Linked DNA regions of Homo sapiens: region 2 is linked to region 1. Evidence: chromatin contacts called from ENCODE Hi-C or POLR2A ChIA-PET data. All regions are on one chromosome and are shown on one strand. Each heading gives the region's core, a stretch centred on a gene start or an enhancer-like site at or near the end of the contact. The rest is flanking DNA. Distances are from core to core; before and after follow the strand shown. Region 1 holds the start of TAF8 (TATA-box binding protein associated factor 8). Region 2 holds the start of NFKBIE (NFKB inhibitor epsilon).

What was found. Hi-C counts contacts between places; a loop is a spot of excess contacts on that map. ChIA-PET counts read pairs that join two places held with the same protein, here RNA polymerase II (POLR2A). Pooled maps may share reads with other maps.
Region 2: a pooled map shows a loop between it and region 1 (13-fold over the local background). The contact joins the promoter of NFKBIE here to the promoter of TAF8 in region 1. A Hi-C loop is called at or near these places in 5 of 50 pooled maps. POLR2A ChIA-PET finds 5 or more read pairs at or near these places in 2 of 52 experiments (OCI-LY7 and activated T-cell).

Annotation. Positions count from the first base shown.
Region 1 is chr6:42,045,559-42,052,078 of GRCh38, reverse strand. TAF8 (TATA-box binding protein associated factor 8) reads right to left here and starts at 1,555. Exons shown (of 9, transcript NM_138572.3): 1 at 1,493-1,555; 2 at 566-722. The coding sequence starts at 1,537. It also overlaps a transcript of CCND3 not described here. RefSeq lists enhancers at 829-1,380, 1,050-1,599, 1,381-1,932, 3,689-3,738, 5,853-5,902 and 3 more and a silencer at 3,069-3,318.
Region 2 is chr6:44,262,622-44,269,200 of GRCh38, reverse strand. It overlaps NFKBIE (NFKB inhibitor epsilon), which reads left to right and starts at 3,650. Exons shown (of 6, transcript NM_004556.3): 1 at 3,650-4,219; 2 at 6,539-6,579. The coding sequence starts at 3,855. RefSeq lists a silencer at 3,436-4,105 and enhancers at 4,024-4,523, 4,916-5,145, 5,446-5,495, 5,576-5,695, 5,706-5,955 and 1 more.

The sequences.
Region 1 (6,520 bases), core at 306-2,805:
AGGAGATTCAGTGGCTTGCCCAAGCTATTAAGTGACAGAGTGATGATGTACACCAAGTCTATCTGATTCTAAAGCCTGTAAGTCACTTCATTATGCTCTTTTCTGTTTTTGTTGTTGTTGTTGGAGATGGAGCCTCACAGGCTGGAGTGCAGTGGTGCGATCTCAGTTCACTGTAACCTCTGCCTCCCAGATTCAAGCGATTCTCCTGCCTCAGTCTCCCGAGTGGCTGGGATTATAGACACCTGCCACCACGCCCAGCTAATTTTTTTGTGTGTTTTTTAGTAGAGACGGGGTTTCGCCACGTTGGCCAGGCTGGTCTTGAACTCCTGACTTCAGGTGATCCACCCGCCTCAGCCTCCTAAAGTACTGGGATTACAGGCGTGAGCCACCACGCTCGGCCCATTGTGCTGTTTTCTTTTCTCAACTTTTTACATTAAAAAAAATTTTTTTTCTCCCCTCTTAAGAAAAAAGTTTGTTTCTTAAATCCTCTCAAACACTATCACAAAGCAGGGCACAGAACTGATGTTGGGGTTGACTCCAAGGCCAAGTGTTTCCATGTACTCACAGCTCTGCAGCATCTCTGTCAGCGTTTCCACGGATGCTTTCTCGGCACTCTCAAACCCTGCCTCTGTCAGCAAGGAGCTCACAACCACCTGCAGGGTTCTCCTCCGGGCCAGATGATAGTTATCGGCAGGGTTAGTGGACTGTTTACTTCCCGATCTCTGTGAATCAGCAGAGAGATTTTCATCCACAGGAGAAGGATGCAATCACATAGTTCATACGTGGTCAACGGCAAGCAAAGTTATTTTACTAAATAATTTTATTTTAAAAATCAGTGCTTAATGTTTAGATTTACAGATCTTGGCCAACTGAGTAAAAATTGAGCACCCAAGGTGCTTTAAATACAGAGACCACTTCTCCGCTTACCTAAAACGTACAGTCCCAATGAGATAAAATAGCAGGTCTTTTACTTTCTACTTTAGCAGATTATTAGAATACATAGCTGAAGAAACACGCATGATGGGATTAAGACGTGTCCCGCAGAAAAAACAGGATCCCTCTCTTGTGCCTCCCATCTTCACACCATTTCATTGAAAGGGAAAATGAAAACAGTAACAAGAGGTGACCGCGAGGAGAGGAGGGCAAAAGATAAAAGCACAAAAAAGTAAGAAAGCTAAATATTTTGAAACGGGAATGCCTTTCAACTTTGGCCGGCCAATAAGAAGGCGAAAACGGCATCTTCAGACCAATCGGGGGTGTTCCGGGCTCCCAACCCCCAACAGCGAACGAGCCAATCAAGACACAGGTCCGCCAACTCCGGAGGCCGCAGCCAAGTCCCAAGGAGGGGGCGCCTACGGCCTGAAAACACCCTCCGCCAGTCGGAGCTCATGATGGGGCTGAATTTCTGGGCATTATCTTGTTGCTCAGTCGAGGGGAAAGTTGCAGGATACCCAAACTCTCTCGGCTCCGAGCCCGCGCTTCCTGCCCTTACCGTTCCGGAGCCACCGGCCCCAGCTGTGGCCGCCGCGTCGGCCATCTTGTTCTGGCGTAGTGTGCGCGAGCGCGGGGCGCGATGGGACTTGTAGTCGCGGGGCGGGGCGGGGCGGGGCGGCGTGCGCCCCTTGGTTTTCCGAAGCCCAGTCGGTTGGGGGACGCCTCCGGTGACCCCGGCTCACGTGACTTTTTTTTTTTTTTTTTGGATACAGAGTCTTGCTCCGTTTCACAGGCTAGAGTGCAATGGCGCGATCTCGGTTCACTGCAACCTCCACCTCCCAGGCTCAAGCGATCCTCCCGCCTCAGCCTCCGGAGTAGCTGGGATTACAGGCGGGCACCACCACGCCCCGCTAGTTTTTGTATTTTTAGTAGAGACCGAGTTTCGCCATGTTGGCCAGGCTGGTCTCGAACACCTAAGCTCAAGCAGTCCGCGGCCTCGGCCTCACAAGGTGCTGGGATTACAGGCGTGAGCTACCGCGCCAGCCTCACGTGACCTTTTGAGAGTGAAGTGTTCTGGGGCCTTCAGTGGCTTGGTTGTGGGCCAGGAAAACGCGCCCGGTTTCACTGAGTTAAAAGAAACCTATTTTAATATGAAAATCGGTTCTTATAAAGAGCATACCAGGAGATCATCTACACTCGCAGGGTTTTCCAAACTTGTCTTATTATTAGTAACACCTGGCTGGGCCCAGCCCAATCCCAGTGACTTCACTCTCTGGAAGAGGGGCTTGGGAATCTTTCTCATTAAGGAGCTCCCCAGATGATTCTTCTGAGCGAGTAATGTTGGGAAACCCTGGAGCATCCAGCCTGGTGATTTTGTGCTGAGGGCCGCCCCGCCTGTCAATGGCCCACTTGGAAGTAGAGCCTGGACCACCTAGTCCAAGTCTATCGCTGCATCCTGCTGCCTTCGCGCCCTCGACCCGCAAGTATTTGCGAGGCAAGTCTAGGGGGCGGGAGACTTGTCCCTTGCCGCCTCACTCCCAGGGCGTGGGGTGCCCGCGGCTACCAGTGGTTTTCTCCCTAGCCTGTCAGCCCCTCTAGCTGCGCCGTGTTCGTCCCCATTTGCAGGTGCCTGGCAGGACGCAGATTCTGGGCTTGGATCCTAACACTAGCCAGCTATGGTACTTCGGGCACTTGACCTTAATCCTCAGTGTGTCTCAGTTTCCTCTTCTGTAAAGCTGGGGGAAAGATGAGATGATACACAGAAAGAGTCTGTCACAGTGCCTGACGTGTAGTAAGAGTCAAGAAATCGGCCGGGCGCGGTGGCTCTCGCCTGTAATCCCAGCACTTTGAGAGGCCGAGGCGGGTGGATCACCTCAGGTCAGGAGTTCGAGACCAGCCTGACCAACATGGTGAAACCCCGTGTCTACTAAAAATACACAAAATTAGCCGGGCGTGGCGGCGTGCGCCTGTAGTCCTAGCTACTCGGGAGGCTGAGGCAGGAGAATAGCTTGAATCCGGGAGGCGGAGGTTGCAGTGAGCCGAGATCGCGCCACTGCACTCCAGCCTGGGCGACAGAGGGAGACTCCATCTCAAAAAAAAGAAAAAGAAAAAGAAGTCGCTCCTCATGATGTTGTTTACTTCCTGGATAGCACGTGGAGGAGTTGCCAACGCCGGGAGGCAGCGGTCCGGGAACCCGTGCTGCCCCGGCCCCGCCGCCCACACCTGAGCCTCCGTGGCGCCCCGCCCCCGCACCTATGCCGCGTGGGGCGGGGGCTGCGGGCGGGGGTGCGCGGCGCCGGATGAGCCTCCTGGCCTCGCCGAGGGTGTACAGGGGGTGGGAGAGTCAGGCCGGGGACCGAAACTTGGCTGAGCAGAGCACCAGCCCCTTTGTCTCCTCCGCCCCCTCTTCCCCACTTCCTGCCCAGCTCTGGATCGGCGGCGCGGCGCGGACTTTGTAAACACTTCGCCACTGCAGGGGTGGAGACTGGCTCTGTTCGGATGCCGGCCGGGGGGGAGAGGTGCAATCCTCTCCTCGCGGCTGGTGGTTGCGACCACCCCCACTCCCCAAAGGCAGGCTCCGGAGGCGGCGGGACAGAGCGCCTGCGACCCCAGTCGGTGCTCCGGGGAGGTCACCTGACGAGGAGGTAGGCTTGGGTGCTGGAGAAACCGGGGTAGATGGGATGTCAGCTCAGGCTGGAGACCATGCGTTGGGGATCGGTGCTGGGTGGGTCAATGGGGTCGCCGCATCCTCATCACTTCCTAGTTGGCACCGAAAGCTTGGCTCACTTTCCCACTGAGTGAGGTGTTCTGCACGGAATTGAAGGGCAGAGAAACCCCCAAAGGCCCTGAGCCCTCTGTATGTACACACATCGGCACAACCCCCTCCAGCTGATCTGGAAGCCCCGTGGCTTTACCGGGCTGTTGGTCTTCTCATGCCTCAAAGATGGGGTGGAAGGCCAGTAGGAGGGCAGACCAGTGTGGATGGGGAGTCTGTGAGTGCTCTGGCAAGTGCACCGGGATGAAACTGGAGGGAGGGACCCCTCAGTGGTGTCTGATTGATACATAGATGATGATCTTAGCTTCTTCTGTGTCTCTTGAAGTGCCAACAAGAGGAATAACTGAATAAATTGGTTGCTGTTACTAAGGGAGCATTAAGTTATTCATTTGCATTGATTGAACACCTACTATGTGCCTGGCATTATATGGAATGCTGAGGGTGCAATGATGTTATTCATCCACAGCTAATATGGATCACAAAACAATAGACATAGATGCCAAGTACACTGGCTGGGGTGGCTGGGAAGGCTTCAGAGAGAAAAGGACATTTGAGTTGGGTTCAGAAGGATGAAAAGCATAGAAGTCTTTGGGGGCACTTATTCCACAGAACTGGATTGAACCCCAGCTGTGGTGTTGGACACTGGAATATAGGGGCGACCCAGAAACAATTCCTGCTCCCTTTAATCCACTGTCTAACCATCAAGGGAATGAACAGGATGAATCCCAGAAAAGGCAGTTTTCTGGGCTGGGTCCCAAGAACCCAGGAATTCCCAGCTGGGTACAGCTGGGAGGGTCCACCTGGGGGTGATGTGACAGTCCACACAATCCTGGGCACCCCCTCCTCATCCCTGGACTCTGAGACTGTTTCCTCTGACGAGTCCTTGCCCTCTGCCTACCACCTCATTTCTCTTTGGGACCAGACGTGGATAGAGAAGTGGATCTCCCTTTGCTTCCTCACAGATTCTTCTGGCCGTTCAATTCTGGGGCTCCTTCGGGAAATGACTGACACAGCAATTTATGAATTCATTCAGCACCTATTTGCTATGGCCATACTCCATCTGCACAGGCTATTCCCACAGCTGTTGGGGATGTCATGGTAATCAAATCAGAGTTTCTTCCCCTGGAACTTAACACTGAAAGCCTCTGATAATTGTAGCAGAGTTCTAGTCTATGCCAGTTATTGAGATCATGACCTCCATGGTCCCAAACATCTTCTCCTTCCGGCTTCCCCTTCCCTCAAGGGCTTAGAATACTAGCTAACAGTTACATAACACTGTCAGGTACTCTTCTAAGTGGCTTAGAGATCATATCTCATTTAAACCTCCTAATATAGTCCTATGAGGTAGGCATTAGGATTCTCTCCATTTTATAGACGAGGAAACGCAGGCACTGGAGATAAGTAATCTTCCTTCAGACACAAGAAACAAATGGCAGAGCTGGGATTTAAACCTAGGTCACTTGATTTGGGAGGCTTTATTCTTAACCATTAGGCTAGCCTGCCTCCTTCGCTGACCACAAAAAATGTGCACTTGAGCCAGGAACTTAGGAGTTTCCTAAAGGGAGTCTGTGGTCCTGTATCTTGGATGATACAGCCATCTGTTAGCTGAGCCATAGGGCTGGTACTGTTTACAGTGAGCCCAGCAGGCCTGGAATAGAGTTGTGGGAACTGCACAGAGCTGGTATCCTTTCCTGATGGCTGTGTGTGTGTGTGTGCGCGCGCGTGTGTGCGTGCACACAAACGTATGAATGTTTCCCCCTGTGTAAGCCTCACTCAAAGGGAAAGGAGGAATATGAATAAACCGGGAGGAATGAACTAAGATTATATTCAAGAAAGAACTTCTCAACTTGGACGTGATGTGCCAGAATCTGGGGATTTGGGAAACCAAGACACCTCTTTTGTTGGGAATTAAGAATAGCAGAGATGCTCACATTCTAGATGTGCATTCCAGCTTGGTAGATGAGTAAGGAAGATGGCCAAGGAGTGGGTCCAGGCTTAAGATGCTCACACCTCTCTTTCCCACAGCTCCTGCTTCCAAAGCTGCATCTGTATATCCTACCCAGTCCCTCCAGACAGGCTGGGATAATGCTGGTGATGCAAGCGAGAGCACGGGACAGTTTCCATGGATTCCAGCCCCTTTTCCACCTCCTTTCTGAAACGCTTTTAAATTTCTTACAAGGGCCCTCCCCACAGGTTTGGGGAGGCCTTGAGGCGGTCCCTCTCTGCCTGCAGTCAAAGCACTTCGTGCATCTGTCTTTGAGAAAGGGATGTGTGTTGGGGGCATGGGTATTGATGCTGGGAGTCGAGGGTGGGAACTGGGTGGAGGGTGGCTGCACTGAGAAAACGGGTAAGCAGGACGTGAACCTTAAGAACTATAAACCTCCAAGCTGCTCTTCTCCCACGCACGCACCTTCCTCCCTCACTCGCTGGTAGGGTGGGGTGCAGCGGAGCCCTTGGCACGCCCTGGCCCCCTGCCCCAGGCACTGGCTTGGCTGTGGAGAACAGGTTGTACTCTTGAAAAACCACAAGAGGAAGTTTAGGGAGGGCTGGGGGTGGGGAAAGTTCTGGGGCCCCTGCCAAGTTTCCCTTTCCCTGCTGAGCAGTAGATGTGTTTATCTTGCTCTCAAAGACATTTAAATTTTAAATCCTCAAGTTTCAAAGAGCTGTCAAGGCCTGCCCCTTTCTAGGGGTGGCAACAGACACTGCTAGAAATGGCATTGGAACAAGTTACCCATCTGTTGGAATTCCCCTGGGATTCGTGCAGGTTGAGAAAGGCTAATTCCAGAAAGTCTCTTCTTTGGCCCCTTCACT
Region 2 (6,579 bases), core at 2,401-4,900, 2.2 Mb before region 1:
GATGTCTGATTTTGGGGGATAGGGTACAAACACACTGATCTGCCCAGGATGTTCCTTCCCCTTGTTGGGGACAGGAGAGCCACTGCTCCCACCCCTCTAGTCCCACTCCTGGCCCTGCCTTCATTTTACTACTCTTCCCTTTCCAGGTGAGGTGAAGGTGGCTCTCTGTCCACCTATTGCTTAGAGCTATCCAGCCTGCATGGTCCTCTCCAGGTTGATGGGTCCATTCTCCCTGCCCAGAGGAAGGCGGCTGTCCAGAAGAGGCGGGGGTCTGGTTCACTCCCTTGGCAGAGGCAGAATCTCACTTGGTGGTTCATTCCAGCATCTCCTGCCCATGCTTTTTGGGAAGCTGGCCTCACAGCTAACTCCAGCCCCTCTTGTTCCAGTTTCAACCCCTTCCCCCACAGAGAGCAGAGCCCCTAACCTTGGCCTTTCCAAACCCACAGAGGATCCTTTCGTGCTCCCCATTTAGGCACCATAATCTTCCTCTTGACACCCACCCCCACTGCCTTCCTGTCTCCACTTCAAAGGGCTTTGGAGGAGGGACAGTTTAGCTCTTTTTGGCCAATGCTAGAGCTCCCAAGAGACAAAAGGCTACCCCTGCCTTCTCCATTCACACACAGTACCCTTCCCTGGAAGCTACAAGAAAGGGGGGTGAAGGAGGGGGCGGTGGAAGGAGCCAGCTGACCGGCTGGTCACCATGGAAACCAGGCCTGTTTCCTGAAGATGAGCCTAGCTGGGGTGGGTGGAGGTGGGGAGTGGGGGCACAAAGGGAACCAGAAAACAACAGAGAGAAAGACGAGGGGCCCAGCCTCAGAGAAGACTGGAGCTGAGGAGGCGAGGTCAGGTCCCTAGCCATGCTGTGGCCTAAGTCAAAGTCCCCAGGTCACCCTTTCAGATAACACTGCAATGGTCCCCCTCCCCATTCCTGGAGTGTTGGAAAGGATTCCTGTCAAGAGTGCAAGCTCTGGTAGTGGGGCCAGTGGGTGACTCAATGCTGACCTCATGTGGCCATAAAAGGGACTGCCACACACCTGTTACGGCTCAGAGCCAAACACCTGGCTGGGTTAAGTGGGTTTTTCCTAAAATTCAGCCTCTGTATGAATAAAAAGGAGGTCCTTGCACACTCCTGAGTTCTTACATCCTTGCAGAGGGCTCAGACACTCCCACCCTATGTGGTTTACCTCTTGATAAAGAAAAGAAGGTTCCACTAAAAAATATGTAAAAGTTTTGGATTAGATGAGAAGCCATCTCTGCACTTTCTATTTTAACTTGAGCAAGTCAACTCACCTCTCTGGGCCTCAGTTTCCCAACATTAAAATGGGGATGATAGTGTCAGATTTCGTGTGGATTTTTTTGTTTTTGTTTTTGTTTTTAGACTGAGTCTCACTCTGTTGCCCAGGCTGGAGTGCAGTGGTGTGATCTCAGCTCACTGCAACCTCCACCCTCAAGTGATTCTCCTGCCTCAGCCTCCCAAGTAGCTGGGATTAATTACAGGCATGTGCCACCAGGCCCAGCTACTTTTTGTATTTTTAGTAGAGATGAGGTTTCGCCATGTTGGCCAGGCCAGTCTTGAACTCCTGACCTCAAATGATCCACCCACCTCAGCCTCTCAAAGTTTATAGGCGTGATTACAGGCGTGAGCCACCGCGCTCGGCCAAATTTTGAACCCAGTTGGTCTGGGTCTGGAGTTTATTACTATACTTTTGCTGCAGCCTTTGAGGACCGGAGAGGAACATGTCAGGGGAGGAGACTGAGAACATCTGAAATCATGCTGACTCAAGGGAAGGAGATGCTTCAATTTCCCAGGCCTTTCCCCTCGTGGCTCCTCACTGGGCTTCATGCTCATTACGTCTTTCCCACTCTGGTCCTACATGGGGTTGAAGAACAGTGGGCCATCTTCTCCCCTCAGCCCTCCCCCAACTCTTCTGCCTCCAATCGCCCCCCACAGACTAGGTCCTTCTCCTCTCCCTATCTCTCTTCCCTTCCCATTCTCAGTTCAAATGGAAGCTTCCTTGCCTCTCACCCCACTGAGTAGCTGGCCCCACTGTGTGCCCCCACAACACCCTGTTCTCACTTCTGTCTTATCCCAACCACTCTGAGCTGTAATTGCCAAGGAGCTTTTTTAGGACCATGGGATTTTTTTGTTGGTCATGGGGGGTGGTTATTGGTTATTACTGTGATAGTCAGTTTTGCTTCCAGTAGAAAGAACAACGTCAGACATTACAGGAGACCTTCCATACATGTTTGTCAAGTAGGTGAATGATGGATGAATAAAATGAGGTTGCAGGGGAAGGGCTGTGGGAAAGCTGGCCTCCCCCCTGCAAAACGTTGCTGTCTACACTCATCCACCTTCCTTTCTCCAATGCTGGAGATGGAAAAGCTACATGTTCCCTTGCGGATAACCCTCTAAGGGCATTGCTGGCGTTAGGCTGATAGCACTTGGAATAGTGGGGAGGAATGAGGGAATAAATCATGGAGCATGGGCTTAGGGCTCACTTGTAGTAGGGTGCTCCCACGGCCTTCCTAGGCCCAGGGACAGTGAAAGAGGAAAGATGTTTTGGGACTAAGATTGGGGCTGTGTTGGGGACCTGAGCAGAGTGCAACCCAGCATGTCTGGGGCCTCCCCAACCTGACCCCACTTCCTTGACTGCTGGGGTTGACCAGAAACTGTAACTACCCAAGGCCAGGGTTTCACCCTTTGAGGAAGAAGAAACTCCACAACCACTTTACTTTTTAGACAACAGTTTCCCTGAGAAGACGCTCTTTCCAAAAAAACATTTTCATGCCCAATTCCATGTGATGTGGGACGTTGACACAGGAGACTGTCTTCCAGGACCCAGGAGAACTGCTCCTTTAAAGATAATGGGAGTCCCCTTTCCCTACCCGTACCCCTGGGCACTGATAGGGAAAGATGAGAAAGCAAGAGAAATTGAGATAAATGGGCAGGGGATAGGAAGCAGTGCTTCCCCATCCCATCGCCTACATGCCCTCCCCCAAAGATGCCAGCTTGTACGGACAATTAATAGATATTTCTTTTAAAACAAATGAATGATCCGGGACCGGTGGCTCACAGCCTGTAATCCCAGCACTTTGGTAGTCCGAGGCAGGCAGATCGCTTGAACCCAGGAGTTCGAGACCAGCCTGGGCAACGTAGCGAGACCCCCGTCTCTACTTGTAGTCCCAGCTACTCGAAAGGCTGAGGCAGGAGAATCGCTTGAACCCAGGAGGCGGAGGTTGCAGTGAGCAGAGATCAACCACTGCACTCCAGCCTGGGCAACAGAGCAAGACTTCGTCTCAAAAAAATAAAAAATAAAAATAAAACAAATGAATTAAGAAATAGAAGTGAAAGAAGGAAACAGTACATGCGTGGAACTAATGAATGGAGTGAAGGAGGAAGGGGGAAAGAGTGAATGAATGAATGAATGAATGAGTGAATGAATCAACGAAGGAGTGAGTCAAGGCCCGGGAACCACAGACTCCAAGCCTACGCAGAGCCCGGGAAGGGGGATTCCGGAGGGGCGGGGCCTCTTTCCGGAAGCGCCCGCCGGGGGCGGGGAGGGGGCGGGGCCATCCGCGTGAGGCGACCCTGTTGGTCCGGAGGGGCGGGGCGAGGAGGAGGACCCGCTTGGGCGGTTCGGCTGCCCACAGTAACCGCTGGGTGGACCTGGCCAGCGCTCCGAACCTTGTCCTCGCTGCGCGCCGGCCCCTCGGAGCCCCACAGCCCGGGAAGGAGGCCGCCGCGGGCCGGGCGCCCGCTCTGCCAAGCGGACCCGCAACCCGGAAAGGCGGCGCGGCGGAGCCTGGAGCCGGATCCTGCTCAGACCGGGCCCCGGCCGGCCAGAGCCGCGGGCATGTCGGAGGCGCGGAAGGGGCCGGACGAGGCGGAGGAGAGCCAGTACGACTCTGGCATTGAGTCTCTGCGCTCTCTGCGCTCCCTACCCGAGTCCACCTCGGCTCCAGCCTCCGGGCCCTCGGACGGCAGCCCCCAGCCCTGCACCCATCCTCCGGGACCCGTCAAGGAACCACAGGAGAAGGAAGACGCGGATGGGGAGCGGGCTGATTCCACCTATGGCTCCTCCTCGCTCACCTACACCCTGTCCTTGCTGGGGGGCCCCGAGGCTGAGGACCCGGCCCCACGCCTGCCACTCCCCCACGTGGGGGCGCTGAGCCCTCAGCAGCTGGAAGCACTCACTTACATCTCCGAGGACGGAGACACGTGAGTATGGGGGCTAGGCTGAATCGGGATGCTAACTCTGGGCCTGCCCAAGAGCCGCAACAGGTCGGGCACCCCCACTCCCCCGTGAAGATCCTTCAAGTCCCCATTCGCTCTTCCAAACTCCAGACTTAACTCTCAGCCCACTTTTGAGGTCCAGCTAGGCCATGGAATCATCTCTGTCCTCCCATTTCGGGGTGGGCAGAGCTGGCAGGACCCTTAACCCAGCCAGCATCTTGGAAATCTACCAATAATCCACCCTTAGGAAGAGAAAATTCCCCTGACCAAGTCCAGTTTTTTTGTTTCTTCTTGCTGGGGAAGGGGACATCCTTATTTGCTCAATATCTGGGATTCCCAGTTCCTGACCTCAGAATGCTCTGTCTCAAGGAACAACAGGTGCCAGTTACAGGTTGCCAGTCGGGGCCAGGAAGCTAGGCATGGGGGGTGCCACCAGGGTGTAGGTTTGGGACTGGTCCTCAGGAGGATGGGGTGAGCCAGGCTGGGGCACTCTTGCCCCAGCAGACAGACAGGCGGCTGGCTGCCCCAGCTTACTTCCTCCTCTGCTAAGAAAGGGGAAGTGAGGGCTAGAGTCAGCGTCCCTGACATCCTCTACCTCCAGAGCCCCCAGTCCCACTAACTGTCGTGTCTCACTCCCTCACTTAACCCTTCCTCCTCCAGACCCAGATGGAGTTTGGTGGGAGTGGGCCAGAGGGCAGTTGAAGTAAAAGGCAGTTGTGTGGGATGGGTTGGCCAGTTGAGGATTTAGCCCCCCAGGAAGAAGAAAACATTGACAGAGGAGGGAAAGGTTGGGAACTGGGGATGAGAAATAGAGTTGGGGAGGGCTGGAATCCCTGGTCAAGGGTGCTCATATAAATAGGAGTAGGGGAGGCAGGAGGTGGCTGTCCTAACCTGCTTTTTGGAGATGCAGGGTCCTAATCCTGGGTGGCCATTGATAAAGACAGCTGGTGGACCCAGTGGGTGGGAGAGGAGTGACCCAGTCCTTTCTGTACTCTGCCTGGATCACCAGCCCTCAGGCCCAGAACCCCAAGGTTTTGGGGGCTGCACGCAAGATACCTCTGATGACCTTTGATCCAAGGAGAGGGGACTTTTGACATTGCCGTCTTTTGTTAGCCTCTCAGCCCCAGCCTTTTCCATCTCTAGTTAGAAGCAGGTGTTGTGTCCAGATTGGGTGTGTGTGTGGAGGGGAGAAATGTCCGGGCTCCCCAGCGAGTCCCCAGAGAGCAGGGGGCACTTTCCTCCCTCTGTTGGAGGTGTCTGGGCTGTGGGAGGTATGGAAGTGGGAAGAGGAAGTGGGAGGAGGGGATACTGGGGGAGAGAGGGAGGTGGCTGCAAGAATGTGACCCAGAGAGCAGGCCCTGGCCTAGGGGATTTCCAGAGCAGTTCCTCCCTCCCTCCGTCACTCTCCTGGGCCTCTCCTGCTGCCTGCTGCTAAAGCCTGCCACCCTCCTGCCCAAGCAGCCCCCTCCCCAGCCCAGACGGGCCTTTTAGCCAATCTACCCCCCTCACTAATGCCCCAAGGCAGCTGTCCCGGCCTAGACCCTCCATCACTGGCTTTCGTTTTCCCCACCTGACGTGGGGAAACCCCAAGACTGGAACTTCCCCTCCCAACTGCCCCCATTACCCCTAGATTAAGGTTCTTGGCCCCCTCAACAAATACATTTTCTGCACTACAAAGACCTCCTCTTGGAGGTGCACACAGGAATGGAGGGCCTCTGTTAGGCCCGACCTGGTCTGTGCTATCTGAGAGGTGCCTCTTGACTCCCAGGGAAGGGCAGCAGGACAGGATGCTGCACTGTCTCCTTGCTCCTCTTCCAAGAGTTTCTGTGTCTCTCCCTTGGAATGTGTAACACTGAGTTGCTTGGGGGTACGGGGTGACCCTGCAACTGTCTCCTTCTTTCCTGTGTGCTGGGGTGGTGGGGTGCTTAGCCCTGGAAACCCCCTCTGGACTACTTCGGCAGCTTTCAATTTGGCTTTGAGCTGCAGCTGGCTCGGCAGAGCCCTGAGGGCAAAGAGGAGTGGGTGTGGGCAGGCTGGACAGGAAGGCTGTTGTCCTGTCAGCACCCTGCCCACATGCCCACCCAGCCAAGGCCCTCCTGAAGGCCAGCAGTGGGAACTTGGAGCTCCAACCCTAGGATCCTGGCTTCCCACACCAACCCTCACTTCCTGGCCCACACTCTCACTTCCTGGACCTACCCTATGGGTAGCTAGTTAAAGTTTGATGTGTTCCTTCTAACTCCAAGACCCCAACCCACTCCCTCTGGCCTGGGCCCTTAACTCTAAGCCCCGCCTCTGCTCCCCTAGGCTGGTCCACCTGGCAGTGATTCATGAGGCCCCAGCGGTGC